Linked DNA regions of Mus musculus: region 2 is linked to region 1. A link is a loop called in an ENCODE intact Hi-C map of the cell type or tissue named here. Cell type or tissue: heart. All regions are shown on one strand.

What was found. Hi-C counts contacts between places; a loop is a spot of excess contacts. Peaks named below come from ENCODE experiments on the same cell type or tissue, not always from the same donor. Only the 100,000 strongest peaks of a DNase experiment are listed, where the experiment ranks them.
Region 2: it touches region 1 in a loop (4-fold over the local background); 2 of 42 quality-filtered maps call a loop at or near these places.

What each region holds. Positions count from the first base shown.
Region 1 is chr4:148,873,802-148,881,801 of GRCm38, forward strand. All of the region lies in intron 2 of Casz1 (castor zinc finger 1), which reads left to right. Among named protein-coding and RNA genes, the nearest start is that of Gm42352, 6.2 kb to the left of the region's middle. In heart, CTCF peaks have their summits at 4,583 (motif pointing left) and 7,797 (motif pointing left); DNase peaks (open chromatin) are centred at 398, 5,260, 7,340, 7,740 and 1 weaker place; H3K4me3 peaks cover 1,544 bases; H3K27ac peaks cover 7,406 bases.
Region 2 is chr4:148,951,680-148,959,679 of GRCm38, forward strand. It overlaps Casz1 (castor zinc finger 1), which reads left to right. Exons shown (of 21, transcript NM_001159344.1): 21 at 1-3,213. The coding sequence ends at 892. It overlaps Gm13205 (predicted gene 13205), which reads right to left and starts at 643. Exons shown (of 3, transcript NR_154553.1): 1 at 1-643. In heart, no CTCF peak of the experiment used is centred here; DNase peaks (open chromatin) are centred at 3,672 and 5,148; H3K4me3 peaks cover 1,520 bases; H3K27ac peaks cover 5,116 bases; H3K27me3 peaks cover 1,340 bases.

The DNA.
Region 1 (8,000 bases):
GTGAGGCAGTAGGGTGGGCACGGTTGTCTGGCTTTAATAGATCCTCAGAGCCACAGCCGTTCACTCCTTTGCTTTATGAGTGGTTTTAATGTACAGATGGGCTTGTTTTAAAGGGGCTTTAAATGATGGCACGGCAAGGGCAAAGTATTGTGCCCCAACGGCTGTGTGGTGAGCTTCCAAGAGGTGGGCACCATCAAAGTAGGAATAAGACCGGGCTTCTCTCTCTTAACTAATGTGGTAGACGGGCCAGGGGAAAGTGGGAGATCTGCGTTCCGTAAGACGGGCCCGACGATATACGGCGCACCTTTTTCCCATTCTGCTTCCCAAGCTGCCATCTACAAGGAAGGGTGGGGCCTTCCCACTCCAGCTCACAGCTAGGGTGCTGTTCAGCTGACCAGCTAGCCTACCGCCACTCCCAGCCGCCTGCCCTTCCTCCCTGGGCTCCTGGCGCCATGATGCGTGCCACCCGTCTGCACCCACGCACACCCTATTGGTGCTTAGCCGCCGTGGGCGCGAGTCAGGTGAGCAGCAGACATTGTAGCAGACCCAACTCACCTCCTTCCCGGCGGGAATGGTGCCAGGGCTATACTCTTCCCGGAAGGCTTCCAAGCACCCCCGCTCGGCATCCTGCTGAGCCTGTTCTCAGGGTGCGGGGGCAGGCCTTTTGGGGGGGAGAGTGTCTGCCCCATGCTGCCCTGGCGCCAGCTCTTCCTCAAGGCCCTGGTGGAGTCGCCTGAGGGAAGCAGCTGGGCTTGGAACAGGGGCTGAGGTACTTCTGGGATGGGAATCAAGAGGGAAGACACCATCTTCCTCCAGCCCTCGTTAGTTAGTTATTTCGTAGTAGCAGACACACAGCCTTGGACCAACCTATGGTGGTGCTCAATGCGTACTTCCTGCTTGTGTTGGGTTTTTTGTAACTTCCAGCCAGACAGAGAGCCCAACACTCAGGGCAAATCCCAAGGACCTCCATGACAGCTCAGCCTTGTGCTCTGATTGTCCAATCTCAAGTTTTCCACCTTTTTGGAAAGTTGGAAGCGTTCTATGGAGGGGGACAGAACAGGAGAAGAGGCCTTCTCTTCGGTTTCCTGAAACAGGGTATTGTTTTCTATGTAGTCCAGACTAACCTCCAACTTGCTTTGTAGCCCAGGCTGGCCTTGAGCCAGTGATTGTCTTGTTACAGCCCAAGTGCTTGGGTATAGGTGTGTACCACTATGCCCAGAAGAGGCCTTGACTCCCAAGATGCCCAAGCTCCAGAGTTGGAGACCAGTCCCCCAAGGTACCAGGCCCCGAGTCTGGTATCCTCTTGTCTCTCTCAGTCCTGGCCCCTGTGTGGGGACAAGGCTACTCTAGGGGAGCTTGCACTGTCTCTTAGCCTTGTCTTTGGAACCACGTGGCACCCAGAATGTTCTTCGCCTTTCCTAGGTCACTTGAACAAGGTATGCCTTTTCCTTCCGACTTCCCCTTGGCCTTTGGGAACAGGAGACTCTTCTGCCCCCCTTCCTTTCCCCCAAGTCCCTAGAGCACAGGAGACAGCAGAAACCCTAGGTCTTTTGGAAAATGGAAGCTTCCCAAAGAAGCTGGTGGGCGGGACCACTTAACTCCCACTTTGTCGACCACATCGGGCAGGGCCAGGGAAGAGGCTTCAGCAGTTATTTACAAGTCTTGAGGAGATTCCGCAGAGTCTCTCTATGTCTTCTGAAGGAGAGGATGCCGTGCCTCGGTTTCCCTGGGTGGTGTACATCAAGGTTCCAAGATGACCTTGAGGTTAAAAAAGAAATAGCCAGTCAGGCGGTGGTGGCGCACGCCTTTAATCCCAGCACTTGGGAGGCAGAGGCAGGCGGATTTCTGAGTTCGAGGCCAGCCTGGTCTACAAAGTGAGTTCCAGGACAGCCAGGGCTACACAGAGAAACCCTGTCTCGAAAAACGAAAGAAAGAAAGAAAGAAAGGAAGGAAGAAAGAAAGAGAGAGAGAGAGGGAGGGAGGGAGGGAGGGAGGGAGGGAGGGAGGGAGGGAGGGAGGGAGGGAGGGAGGGAGGGAGGGAGGAAGGAAGGAAGGAAGGAAGGAAGGAAGGAAGGAAGGAAGGAAGGGCAAGCCATATGAAAGACAAGAGAGGCAGGGCTTGGTGACTGAGAGGGCCCAGAGGGCCCACCTCTACCTCCTAAGAGAAGCCTGCTTTCACTTCCTTTCACCAAGGCTCAAGGTTGGCTGGGCTGAGGCCACATGGTGATTCCACTGGAGAGACGTATAGACGGATGTATAGACGATGGAGCCCACACTCCCCACATTTGCCAGTGAGCACCTAAGGCCTAAGGTACAGTCTAGCAAGGGAGATGAACCAGTGCAGTGCGGCAGGAGGTCAGGGACAGACAGACAAAGGAGGACCAGAGCCACAAGGACCCTCCACCTCATCTAGCCCAGCACGGGGTCTCGTGATGAGGGGGATGCGCTGGCAGGTAGCCAGTTGCCCTGTTTCTCCTTGATGCCTGCGTGGCATGCGTGCGTCCTGGTTTCAAGCTCCCTGAGAGCCGGGAATGGAGGGGACCCTATGAAAATGATGATATGTGACAATCAGTCACAGCAATTAGTGTTTTGGTTAACAGGCCTTTTTTGTTTTCTCTCACCCAGACAGAATGTCACAAATAAATCCTCTCCTGCATTTGCATATTAATTGGATCGGAGACGTCAAGCATCTTTCATTAAAGAAAATGATCTGCATATTTGGAGACATAAAATAGTTATTTTGATGGGTTTTTTTTCCTAAGATCAGGGGGTGGGGGAGGTAGGTGATAGGAGTTCTAGCATGAGGTAGAGCAAAAGCAGAGCCAGCCCCTCTGTCTAGTTAACCCTCTGCAGTCTGGACTCCATGGGCCAAGGTTGAACAGAAAGATAATTAGTCCGTAAATAAATCAAGGCTCCGAGGGGCCCCTGGGCCCAGCTTGGCTGTTAGGCAGAAGGTCCCCTCACTAGAGTTATGAGTGAAGAGATAGGCTTGGTGCTTAGTCTGGTTCTTAAACCCCTCCCTTGGGAGCGAGTAGCTGGTCTGTCCAGGGTATCCTGAGACAGTGGGCATGAGGGCGTGGCCAGGTGTCTGCCTTGTAGCCTGTCTAGCTGAGTCTCCAATCTCCTTGGGACACTGGTCAAGCCCTGTGTCTTCTTCCCCCATAACTCACCCATCCGTGCCCCTCTCTCCATGTGCTGTGACCTTCTACTTCCTGTGTCCTTCCCATTCTTTGCCAACTGTCCTTCTGCTCCTCTACCCGCATGGGACAGTTTCTAGAAGCAGCAGAAGCACTACTTAGAGTCATTATCACTGAACTCGAAATAACCCATAAAGCTACAGGGCCCATATTAGGGCATGAGTCCCCGGGAAAGCAGAGGGAATGGACAGTTTTTTGATAGGCGACTGTGACTGCCCGTGTCATTCTCGTGTCCCCTTCCTGCCTCCTGAAGCCATTTGTGCAGGTGGGCAGCAGGATGGCCTCCCTGAGACAGCTCTGGGCTCTCCCAGGTGAGCTCTTCTGTCCGCCAGCCCCAGGTGCACTCCCTTATCAGATACTAGTCAGGAAGAGGTTGAGGCGCCCGTGACAGTGATGGTTGCTGTCACTTTCTGCACACTGAATTTGTGCACCAACTTTGCTTAGGGCCCTGCACTCGTTGTCTCCCGTCTCCATAGCCCTCTGAGACAGGTCCTCTCTCACTTTACAGATAAGGAAACTCGACCTCAGAGAGTTTAGATAACACGCCTCGAGGTGCCCATCAGAGCTCAGAACTTACAGCCAGAGTGGGGCTCTCTTTGGCCAGGTTGTGATGTAGTGGGGACCTGTGGTAGCATAGCTCCTGGTCTGACCCTAGCCTGTTACTTAGGCATGAAGCTATTCTGTGAGAGAGTCCAGAGGGTTACAGTGACTTTCTGCATGAGTGGCCTCTTCACCCCATTGAGGAGACAAGAGCTGCCATCCCCCTGGAGATTAGAATTGGCTCTTCTATGAGTATCTTCTATGGGCTTTAAAAAAAAATGCCAGAGATGGTGTCTTCCACTCATACAATTTATATACAGTTTTGCTTAGAATTTTGAAGTGTGCATCATGGCCATTTTCACATGCCTCAATCAGAACACACACACACACACACACACACACACACACACACACACACACACACGCGTGCGCGCGCGCACACACACACACACAATGGACCAGCCTCCTCTTATGCCCTAGGTACATGGAGATCTGGATGTCCCACAGAAACCTGTAGTATGGTACTGCCTTTCCAGTACCCGGACTCTAAGATGGCCTCCTCCCTGCTCACCAATGCTAACTGCAGGGGATTGTAGTTGAGCCAGACACCACTCCCTGAGGGTCAGGGCTCTAGAAGGTCTTCTGAGCCAGGGGATGGGGGCGATTGTACCCCAAAACTCCTTAACAGCTGTTAAACTGTGCCCCATCTTGTTCCTTGGTTGTCCTCTGGCCCTCCATGACTTCCGGTTGTACCTTCTTTTGGTAGGGGAAGAACAAAAGCAGGGGTCATGTGTCCCTCACATTTGGGGATGCTGGATCAGGAGCCTGAGGTGCCCTCTAGAGGAGCAAGAGGACAGGCAGGGTATTTTCTGGAGTCTGGGGGAGTCCTGGAGCAGCTGTTTCTGTTGCATGCCAAGAAGCCAAGTTGGTTTAATATGGTTGTAGCTGCTAGTTTGATAAATCAAAATAATTAAAAATAATAAATTTGATTCTTCACCCAGCAAGCTGTGTGTGGGCGCAAGACCTGAGCTCTTGAGCTAGGACTGGGGAGGTGGGAGAGGACCCTGGGGCACAGGGACCAGAATCATAACCGAGGAGGTGGGCAGAGCCTGACCCAGGGGGTCAGCTCTCAGGACTGATTAAGGGAGAAACGTCTCTCATGGTAAGAGAGTCAGCCAGACAGGCCAGAGCCCCTGCTGACTTTGCCCCCGGCTGTGTGGAACTGGGCCAACCTTGGTTTCTTCATCTGTCAAATGGCGTGATAGGCCTATCGGCCTGTGGGGCTGTGTCAGGAGTCAGGGCTTTGCCCAGTGAATGAGAGCATATGCTGAACAGTCAGGTCCCACAGGGACATAGCCCTCATCCTCCCTGCGCTAAAGCGGCTTCAGTATCCTCTCTTGTCCCCTCTTCGCAGTTTTGGCTACAAGCACAAAATCCCAGGTCACAGGGCTTGGGCTGCTAAACAGGCACACAGCTTCCAGGGACTCTTCCTCCCCCGGTCAGCTGTTGTCCTCACACGGGATTGTTCTGTTTACAAGGACATCCCCTAGTTCAGGGCGTTTTCCAATGACAGTATTCCACTGGTTACAGTATGGTGCCAGGAAGCGGTGTGCCACACCCTGGGGCCAGCCCTGGGTTCGAGGTGCCGGCAGCTCTACTGGGGAGAAGCAGGATCTAAAAAGGGTTTGGGTCTGTCCCCTGTCTCCCCACCCCCACCTCCATCCTCAGGAGCCGCATTTGGTGTCAGAGCAGCTGGAAATCTGAACTGAGTGGAGCGGGTGGGGACAGGGAGGGACAGGGTGTCTGTCTCTTTAAATGCACTTTGTGTCAGTGTGATAAGGAATTTGATGGCTTTATCAGAAATACCAAAGCTTTATTTAGCAGGGCGAGGCTCACACCACTCAGCTCCACACAATCTGCTGATAAATAGCAAAAAAAGGAGGAGGGGGCGTGGACAATAGCTCACCAACACCCCGGCTCAGCAACCAAGGAAAGAGGGGGAAAAGAGAAAGGCCCAGAGGCAAAGTTGGGAGTTTGGGGGGAGTCAGGGAACCCACTAGGCAGGGGAGGGGAACAGAGAAAACTACAGTGGAGTTCTGTGAAGTGCTGATGGGCAGTTGTTCATCTGTTCTCCAGGAGAGACCCTCATGGACGTCTCTGTTACTAGATGAAATTACTGTGGTTCCAGAAAAAAAAAGGATTTATTACAGGTTCACAGCCTTCCCCACTGCCATTCAGATAGGACTACCCAATTCTCTGCCAGCCCAGCCTATCTATCATCCATGCCATGCAGATCTGCCCTCGGGACCTACTGGCCCAACTGGTGAAGGCTCAGGGCCAGTCTCTGGAGAAGCAGAAAGGCTATGGCATGGCCCTGCCTACTTGTGGCGTTCTAGAACATTCTCCTTTTTCTTCTTCTTCTCCTTCTCTTCCTTCTCCTTTTCCTTTTCCTTCTCCTCCTCCTCCTCCTCCTCCCTCCTCCTCCTTCTTCTCTTCTTCCTCCTCTTCCTCCTCCTCCTTCTGAGACAGGGTCGCCCTATGTAGCCCTGGCTGTCCTAGATAGAACTCACTCTGTAGACCAGACTGGCCTTGAACTCATAGAGATCTATCCGCCTGCCTCTGTCTCCTGAGTGGGATTAAAGGTGTGCACCCCTCCTGGCCTCAGAACCTTTTTGACATCTGTGTCACGTAGGACATGTAGTTCTTAGACAACCCCTCCTTCCTGGCTGTGCTGGATTCTTCCTGTCTTCAGTGGCATCTCTATTCCTTCTTCCTCAGCCTCTTTCTTCACAAGCATATAACCGGTTTCCCGCCCCTGCCTGGGAACCCTTGCCACCGGTCAGCTTGGTGGCCAGCATGAGGCTCACAGATGGTGTACCCCTGGATGCCCGCTTGGCTGTGTCCACACTCCTCCCTCTGCCCCCATGAAGGTTTTGATGAACACAAAGCAAGTTTAATTTGTGGCCCCCACCCACATCTATCTGTCCCCTCATAGGTTTTGCCTTTCCTAACCGTTTGTGTAACTTCCTGTGCGTACAGAGGCAGGTTTGAGCACTCCATACCCAGCCATGAGCCACATGGAAAGGGAATGAGGAGTGTGGAGAGAGGAGGAGGCCCTGTCTACATTCTCTCATGATACCCCAATCCAAGAGAACCAAAAGCCTGAATCCAGGTCCCAGGTCCTGCCTACTCTGGGTTCAAGGCTACTTCTGCTTATCATAGGCAGTTGGTCGCCTCGTAGTGACCACCAGAGTTGGAGGGAGAGAAGTCTCTACCTCATAGGGCCTCCAAATGTGACAGATGACCCAGGCTTTCTAGACCTTTCCAACAGGATGGCCAAAGGCTGCCTTAGGGGCAGTTAAATGAACCTTCGATGGGGTTGGCTGGAGACAGCAGTGGACTGACTTTAGCACCTCTCCCCAGAGCCACGGTGGAGCCTAGCGAGGCCTGAGATCCCTTCTAGGAAGCTGACCACTGGGAGCCTTAGCAAGGCTGGGCCAATAGGCTGAGGGCCAGCAGGGTCGCCTTACAGGGATCCCTAGGCTTTGAATGGTAGAGCAATGGGATTAGCTGGCCGGCTTGGGTAGGGGAAGTTCTGGGCGGAGAAACAGGGGGCTTGGGGGAGGGGGAGGCTGGCCAGGGCAGAGGCTGGAGGAAGCTGCCCAAAGGCCGAGGCCCAGACAGACAGGAGGCATAAATGGAAGTGACAGGGTCAGGCCAGACCTTTGTCCTGCAGTCTGATTAGAAAGCCTGCCCTGGATTTCTGAAACTTTGGGATGTTGTCGGACAAACTGGAGCTTAATTCTGTCAGAGCGCTGGGGAGATTAGAATTGACATCCTGGGAGCACATTCCTGGCTGGGCAGAAATCCAGCCCCCGCTGGGAAAAACCTGTGAAAGCAAGGCCGGCCTATGGTGGCGGCAGGGGTGCTGTCAGCACCGGTGGCCACTCCAGCTTTGGGGCTTGGAGCCAGGAGTCTCTGGAAGGCCGGTCTATTTAGGCAGGATGCGTGGAAAGAAAGGAGTCTTAGCCAAGCCACTCCTGACACCGATCCCGTCCCCTGGTGGCACCGCCCGGAGTAGAACTCTGACGTTTAAGTCTCTAAAATGGGCCAAGTCTTCTTTCCAAACCCCCAGAGCTTCGCCTTCCTTCAACGTTACCTTGGGATGGCAAGAAGGATGCTTCCTGCGGAGCTGTAACAGCCATGGCCAGGAGGATGGCAGCAATAAGTTGTCTGGCTGAGTTCCCCTGGGGAGGGTGGTCG
Region 2 (8,000 bases), 78 kb after region 1:
CAAGTTTTGCGGACGCACGCACATGTACAAGCACGCACAGCACCACGACCGCGTGGACAACCTGGTGCTGGACGACTTCAAGCGCTTCAAGGCCTCCCTCAGCTGCCACTTCGCCGACTGCCCGTTCTCGGGCACCAGCACGCACTTCCACTGCCTGCGCTGCCGCTTCCGTTGCACAGACAGCACCAAGGTCACTGCGCACCGCAAGCACCACGGCAAGCAGGACGTGATCAGCGCCGCTGGCTTCTGCCAGTTCAGCTCGAGCGCCGACTGCGCAGTGCCCGACTGCAAGTACAAGCTCAAGTGCTCGCACTTCCACTGCACCTATCCGGGCTGTCGCCACACAGTGGTGGGCATGTCGCAGATGGACTCGCACAAGCGCAAGCACGAGAAGCAGGAGCGAGGGGAGCCTCCCGCAGCCTCTCCGGGTGCGCCTGTCAACCTGGACGGCTCCCTCACGCTGGCCGCCGAGCAGGGCTCGCTGCTCTTCCTGCAGACAGCGGCTGCGGGCCTAGGCCTGCTCGGGGACACGGGGGACCCCGGCCCACCTGTCACCGCCTCCGGGACTCGGGACGGCCCCGCTGCGCCCACCCCCGCTGCCGCCGCCACCACCACCACCACCACCACAGCCACAGCCACAGCCACCGCTGGGGAGTCCTCCCAAGAGGACGACGAGGAGCTGGAGCTGCCGGAGGAGGAGGCCGAGGACGACGACGAGGATGACGATGAAGAGGACGACGACGACGAGGATGATGATGATGATGACGACGACGAGGACCTGCGCACCGACTCGGAGGAGTCGTTGCCCGAGGCTGCGGGCGAGGCGGGCGCGCGGACCCCGCTGGCAGCCCTGGGTGGCCCCGGCCCTGCGCCCACCGCCGCATCACCCTAGCCGCCGCGCCACCCCAGCCCCCTCTAGAACTGCTCTGTATGTGAACCCCTGTGTACAGACCCCGCTGGGCCGCCCCAGGGAGTGAGGCGCCCTGGCCCCGCCGGTGCTTCCGGACCCCGAGTCCGTCTCAGGGCGAGGCGGGGACCCCTCTGGTGCTTCGGGCCGCCCGCGCCCTCCCCGCCCGCCCGAGCGGGTGTTCAGGGAATAGCAGGTGCTGTGTCGGGGTGGCAGCACTGACCTGCACTCCTCTCGGTACCCACTCGCGAGGTCCTTGTTTGCTCAGGGGCTCCCCGCGGGGGTCACCGGGTTGTGGGGGCGGCAGGCTCCTGTAGCATCTGGTTCTCTCCCCCCCCCCCGCCCCAATGCAGCTAAGACCTCCTCCTGGCTCAGGGGAGGGCCGGCCGAAGACGGTCAGCATCAGCACGGGTGACACTACAGGGACATGGAGGGAATCTCATGGAATCAGCAGCAAGCCGGCATCCCCGCCCCCAAGCTGTGGTCCAGGTCTGGTGACACTCAGGCCCCAGCCCACCCTCCAGCGAATTTGAGGCTGTGGCCCAAAGGCAGGCACAGCTGGTGGGGGCCTGGAGGTGAGGGTCTCAGCCACTGGTGCAAACAGGAAGGCTGCGACTGGTTTTGGCTTTAATAATCAAAATGGAAAAAAAATCCAAGAAAGTTGTACAGTATTTTTCCTGTAAAGGTTATTATTCTACATAGAACAAAAAGAGAAGGGGGAAAACGGAAAAAAACAAAAAAAACTAAAACAAAAAAAACAAAAAAACAAAAAAAAAAGCAGGCGAGTGCGGGGGGAGCCTCGCCTCGCCTTCAGCCCAGCCCTGGGATTGGGGACCCGAGTGCAATTGCTCCTGTGGAATTGTTGTGCATTTACTTTCAAGGCCTCGGTTTGAGGCGTTGTCCTCACACTAGCACTGATGGGGGCTGCGGGATTCCAACTTTTAACTTGAATTTTGTAGAGACAAGGAAAAAAAAAAAGACTATTCTCTTGATACAAGTTTGTAGCTAATTTAACATTTGAGGGTTTTTCTGTTGGTTATGCGTGTGGCTTTATAGGGCTTTTTTTTCTCTTTCTCTCTCTCTCTCGTTCCAGTTTTGTTTTATTATTTTATTTGGGATGCTTTCGTGCAGGTGCAGCCCACCCAGATCTGGTTCCTTTTCCAAAATACCCCTTTCCCGGAGGCAATGAGGCCACTTAGACTCTGCACAGGGCTCACCTGCAGGCACTTACTTGGCCAGAGGCTGCTCCAGATTCTGGTAGGGGCAGGCTGTCTGAGGCCGGCCTTGTGGGGTAAACCTGTGCACTCCAGGTTCTGGCTAGTGCCAGGCTGGAAGAAACCAGGCCAATTCGGCAAGTAATGGAAGGGCCGGGAGTTGCCAGCAGGAAGCCCCGCCCATAGGTCTTTAAATGGGGTCTGCCCAAATGGGGCAGTGGTTTTCTTTATCTGTATCAGAGTGTATGTATGTGTGTGAGAGTGTGTATCTGTGTATGTGTGTGTGTGTGTCCCCTCTTGGCTGCCCACAGCCAGAAAGCCAGGACCATCTAAACTGGAGAGGGAGCAGGGAGGGTACAGCTGAGAGATGAGGGTACCCAACAGGCAACGCGCTGATTGCTAACCGGCCCTGCCAGAGCCTCCATGCTGCTGAGAGTTCGTTCGCCCAGATTCTAACCTACCACAGGACTCTGCCTCTGTGGAAGGAGTTTTGTAAAGGAAAAGAAAAACAAAACACAACAAAACAAAATAAAAAAAAATTTCAATGTAGCAAAATCAAATAAAAAATTATAAAAGGAAAAAAAAAAGCCGCGGAGAGTGCGCAGTCTAGCCTTTTGTAAGCCTCATATTGCACATTAGGACTATAAGCCATTGCTAGCTCATCTTGAATTTTAATGTGTAATTTTTGTTTTATTTTCTTTCTGTGAGGAAAACGATGCCTGACCCACCAATGCTCTTTTTAATGTTTTATAACTATGTATGTGTATATATATAAATATAAAAGTAATATGTATGCACATATGTGTGTATATATCTATATGTATATACATATATAGATATATAGAGATATATAGAGAGGTTTTGAGACAAAAAAAAAAAAAAATGCAGACCATGAAACCGACCTGAACAGCGCGCGCTCTGATTACTTGAATCTGGTCTCCTCGGCACCTGGTTATTAAGAACTGAATATTTTTCCACTTGAATTTAGTGCTATTAGAAATTTAATATATGTGTTTTATTTATTTGATTTTTTTTTGCATGACTGATGCAAGGTTTGACATTTTCACTCAATAAAAACTGGAAAAAAAATCCATCACGTTATCTTTTATTTTTAAAATTATCCCCAAGAGGCTGGCCATGACCCAATGTGTAGGGTAGCCCAGGCACAGCCAAGATCCAAATACCAGCCCAGGGAGAGGAGGGGAGACTTGGCTACTTTAAAGCCGGGAGAGCAGGGGTGCTGGGACAGGCTAGTTTTGCATCTGGGCATAAGGCCAGGTTCTCCCACTATTTGCTAAAGGAAAAAGATGGAGACTCAGGTCTTGCTCTTCCCTTCAATCCCACCAGAACACCACTTGAGCCCCAGGAACCACTCCTAGAAAGGGCCACCCGGCAGTGGAGCCTCAAGCCTCCCTAGGTCCCACACTCTGGCCAGCCCTCCTGTGTATTCTCTGGGGCTACAGGGCTGCCACTTGGCAAGGGAATCCCTCAGCTCCTTCCTTCTTCCTGCAGGGACCTGCCCAGTCTAGGAACAGCACGTACCCGGATCCATCCGGATGCTGGCGAGGCTCCAGCTTGGAGCACATGGTGGCAGATCCAGAGGACTAGTGTCATGGGTCTGCAGCCTTCACGCCAAGGTCTGAGCTCCTGGCCTTGATGGCACCAGGGCCGAGGACACCTTTGGAAGTTCAGTCAAACTTCTGCCGGTTTGGGTGGAAGTACAGGTGCCCTGCTGCTCCCAGAGGTCACGTGGCCTCTACCCCAACACTGCCCCTCGGCCTCAGCCTCACCAGCATTGTGCCAGTCCCACTCTGAGCTGGTCTCGAAGTGACCAGAGCTGCCCAAGGACACTGGGAAGAGAATCTAGAGCCCGCCATGGTCTTCCCTACCATCGCCCTGCCTGTCAAATTCCCGCCAGCCACTTTCTCACAAAGCTGGGTCCTTGCTGTGCACTGATGCCCCTCACTGAGCCTGGAGCACACTCAGGCTCCAGGCAGTGTGGGTACAGGGACCAGAGCATGCACAGCCTCACCCGCTGATGCCAGGCTGGGCGCTCCCACCAGAGAGGCTCTCCTCCAGCCCAGCTCAGAGCACCCTTCCCTCTCTGCTTTGCTCCTGGAACTCAGCCCACAAGCTATTTACATAAATATGTTTCTAACAGACATGAAAATAGAGACTTTTTTTGGTCTTATTAAAATGTTCAAGTTGGAACTCGCCTGTTGTTTGTGGATATCTTGATTCTGTTAAATAAAACAGTGACTAATTTATGGGATAAAACACAAGTTCAACAAATTAAAGCCTTTATTGGAGCTTCAGAGGCCCTGGTGGGCTGTGTGGCCTCCCGTGGGGCCTGAGGGGAGGCAGGGAGCCAAGTCCCAAGCTCAGCTGGTGATAGACTGGTGGGTGGTGTGGCCACGGAGCTCCCCCCCGGCACAGTAGTCACCAGGGTGGGACTTGAGGAGTGGAGGCAGTTTTGGGGGTAGACTCATGAGGCCCAAGGGAGGGGGTACTTAGGCAGTTTACTAGTCTTGATGGACCTCCCCAAATATCCTCACATCTCCTGTCCCTAAGCTTTCTGGGCCTGGCTAGACCTTGGCGGACTCACATCCAGGGGATGGTGGGACCTACTTCCCAGCAACCTGCAGAGTGTCCAGGGGCAGGTACTAGGTATCGCTCCAGAGATGGATTGCTGCCCCTGAAGGGCCAAGAAGGGCACACACCCCTGCTTCAGGTACATGAGCCTAGTTGGATGGTGTTCCACCCCTGCCCCTAGACCTAGGAGGGAGCTAGCTGTTGTGGGTGGCACTCCACCCCAAGACCCGGGCTTCGTGATATTCCCTGTACTGGACTCAGAATGCTGTAAAACATGTTTTTGTTCTGGGTTTTAATTAGCTGTGGTGGTGTGACATTTCAACACCCAAACTGGGGCAAATTCAAGGGTTTTGTAGCATGGAGGAATGAGCTGGAAGCAGCTGTGCAGGCTCGCCACTGATCTCAGCGGCCAGACTCTTTCCCAGACAGCACTGGCTAGGGTGTTCTAGTAATGGAGCAGAGCCTGTCTCCAGCTCAGGATGGTGGTGGGGAATACACAGTACTAAGACAGTGCCCTATCCAGTGTCTATTCACTGTCATGAGAGGTGGCTCCAGCTCCACAGGTGGCTTTGGCCTAGAGCCAGGACACAGGGACAAACATCCTGCTAAGGACAGGTCGGGTCTCCAAGAAGCAAGGCCCCCAGGATGCTGGGATCTGAAGACCCTGCAGAAGGGGGGCCCCTACGCCATCCTTTCTGGCAAGTGCTGTCCCAACCTGGGGCCAAGCTGAAAGAACAGGACTTCCACGGGGTGGAGGGCAGCTGCTTGGCCTCAGTGGGAATCACATGACTAAAAGGAGACCACCCCCCCCCACACACACACACACACACTCCTCCGCCAAACCTGCCTGCCTCAAAACTTGCAGCTTTTAGCTTTGCCTGAGCCTTTAGAGGCCAACTGCTCTACCCTGAATCTATACAGGTCCCTTGCCAAGAGCCCTGGAGAGGATGCCACAGTCAGGGCTACAGGTTAGCCAGGCGTCAAGCCACATACACACCCAAGTTACAGTAGCTTTAGTTAGGGTGTATGGAGGCCAGAGGAATATCTTGGCTGCTAAAGCACCTCCGCTGCAAGTACAAAGACCCGAGTCTGATCAACAGAACCTGCATACAAATGCTGGGCTTGGTGTCACACACCTGTAACCCAGGGCTGGGGAGGCAGAAACTGCTGACTGCTAGGGCTGGTGGCCAGCCGGTGAGCTGCAGGCCAAGGAGAGATGTCTCAGAGGAGGCGGACAGTACCCCTGAGGATGAGCCCGGAGGCTGTCTTTGGCCTCTGTGTGCACCTTCGTGGGCATGCACACACATAGAGAGCAAAGCACAGTTTAACCAGAAGCAGCCACCAAGCCACGGCAAGGGCAACAGCCCCGTGCCAGTGTGCCAGGTCGCAGTGGGGGTGGGGATGGACACTAGTGTGTTCTATGAATTCCCTGCTTAACTTTTCAATGTAGGGTGGGCTCGCTGGCTGTACGTCAAGGAGCGGCTGCACAGAAAGCCACGTCCACTGCTCTGTTTATGTGGGCTTTCTTCTCTATATCCTTTTGTTTTTCGAGACAGGGTTTCTCTGTGTAGCCCTGGCTGTCCCGGAACTCACTCTGTAGACCAGGCTGGCCTCAGCCTCCCAAGTGCTGGGATTAAAGGCGTGCACCACCACTGCCCAGCTTCTCTTTATCCTTTAAGGGTCTCTCTAGAGCTGGCTCCAACAGTCCTTGCTGTGGTGGCCCCTCAGGCAGCTGGACCATGCTACCGGACTCAACATCCCTAGCCCTTTAAAGTCTTTCCAGGTCTCACCACACAGCCAGAGGCAGCTCTAGGGATCTTAACCTCTTATGGGAGGACACCAACCTTAAAGCCTCCAATGAAAGCAAACTGAAGATTTGGTCATCATACAGGTAAGTCCCCCACAATGCAGGCTGAGCTCTCAGACTCATTTTGATGAAGAGTCTTAGGGTTATGCTCTGGGGCTGAGCTGTGCAGGCAGGGCTGTAGAAACAGCCCGCCTCCATGGCCGTATGTAATGTGTGCAGTAGCACAGGCATGAAGCAACCCTGAACTCAGCATGCTCCTGAGGTGACTATACAGTCTGTCTGTCTCTTCCTTCCCTGGGCTCCGAGCCAGTGTCTTCTCAAGTCTGGTTGGGTCCCAGAGTAAGTAGAGGGTATGAGGACCCCAGAGGACAGCCAGAGGCTGTTCTTCTATCAATGGGCAAGTTAGTCAGCACCAGGAGGGTTGCACTGTATACAAGATGAGCGAGCGAGACACATCACTAAACGAGTCTTAACTCAGTCGTCCGGGCAGAAGGTCCCTCTCTTCCCTCCCAAGTCACAAGTTTTTCCTAAATATATGTACCTATGCACACATACAACAGAGAAGCCTGATAGTTGAGACACAAACTTAGCAGTCCCTGGGCAACCCTTTTCCCTACCAACAGTACCCACGAAGCCCAAAGCAGGCTCCACACAAGCTCCAGATGTCCTCAAACCCCGCACTGCTTCCTCTTTGGGTGGCACCCCCCAATCTGGCCTTTCTGCCCTGCCCAAGGTAGTTCCAATGAGTCACCCGGTTCTGGGGGAGGCCTGAGTCTGAGGAGAGCTCATACAGGGGGGTCAAGACAGCTGGGCATGGCCTCCAAACACTGGGGTTCATCGTCTCCCAAACGACACTTTATAAAAAGACATCGTAATTGAGTTTGATAGTGCACTCCCTTCCAGAAAGGGCCTGACGGGCGGGCGCTGCCTGCTGCTCACTTCTGCCCCATTCCAAATATTTTTACCTTATTTGGATGAAATGCATTATTTTTCTAATGAAAGGCTTTTTTTTCAAAGGGCTGTTTCCCCCGTCCAGCAGCCGACTTTATTAGGCAGCCCTCACGCAGTTTTGGGGAGGGGCTTTCCTTTCCCTGAAGTCAAGCCAGAGTCCGTCCTCAAAAGCTGAACTCAGGTTTCTGTCCCTTCTCTTCTGAGCTTGAGCCCAGAACCTTCCAAGCTGGTAACGCCCAGGTGGGGAAGGCTCAGGGGCACAGACCTCCTCCAGGCCCAGCTCCTATGTCCCTAAGAAGCACAACATGACAGCACTTAGCACTCGCTGCCCCAGACCCCACTCTGGCTTCATTTCTGCCCCAGGGTCTCTGGCCCTCTAGACTTTTCTGGTTCTTTTTAGAAGGGACCTCAGAAGTTACAGCAGTACAGATGGTTACCGTACCAAAGACGGTAGCAACAGTGTTCCCTGGTGATCCACTCACTAGAGGGCACGGTCCGGCCCTCTGATGGCTCAGGTCTACACCCTGCC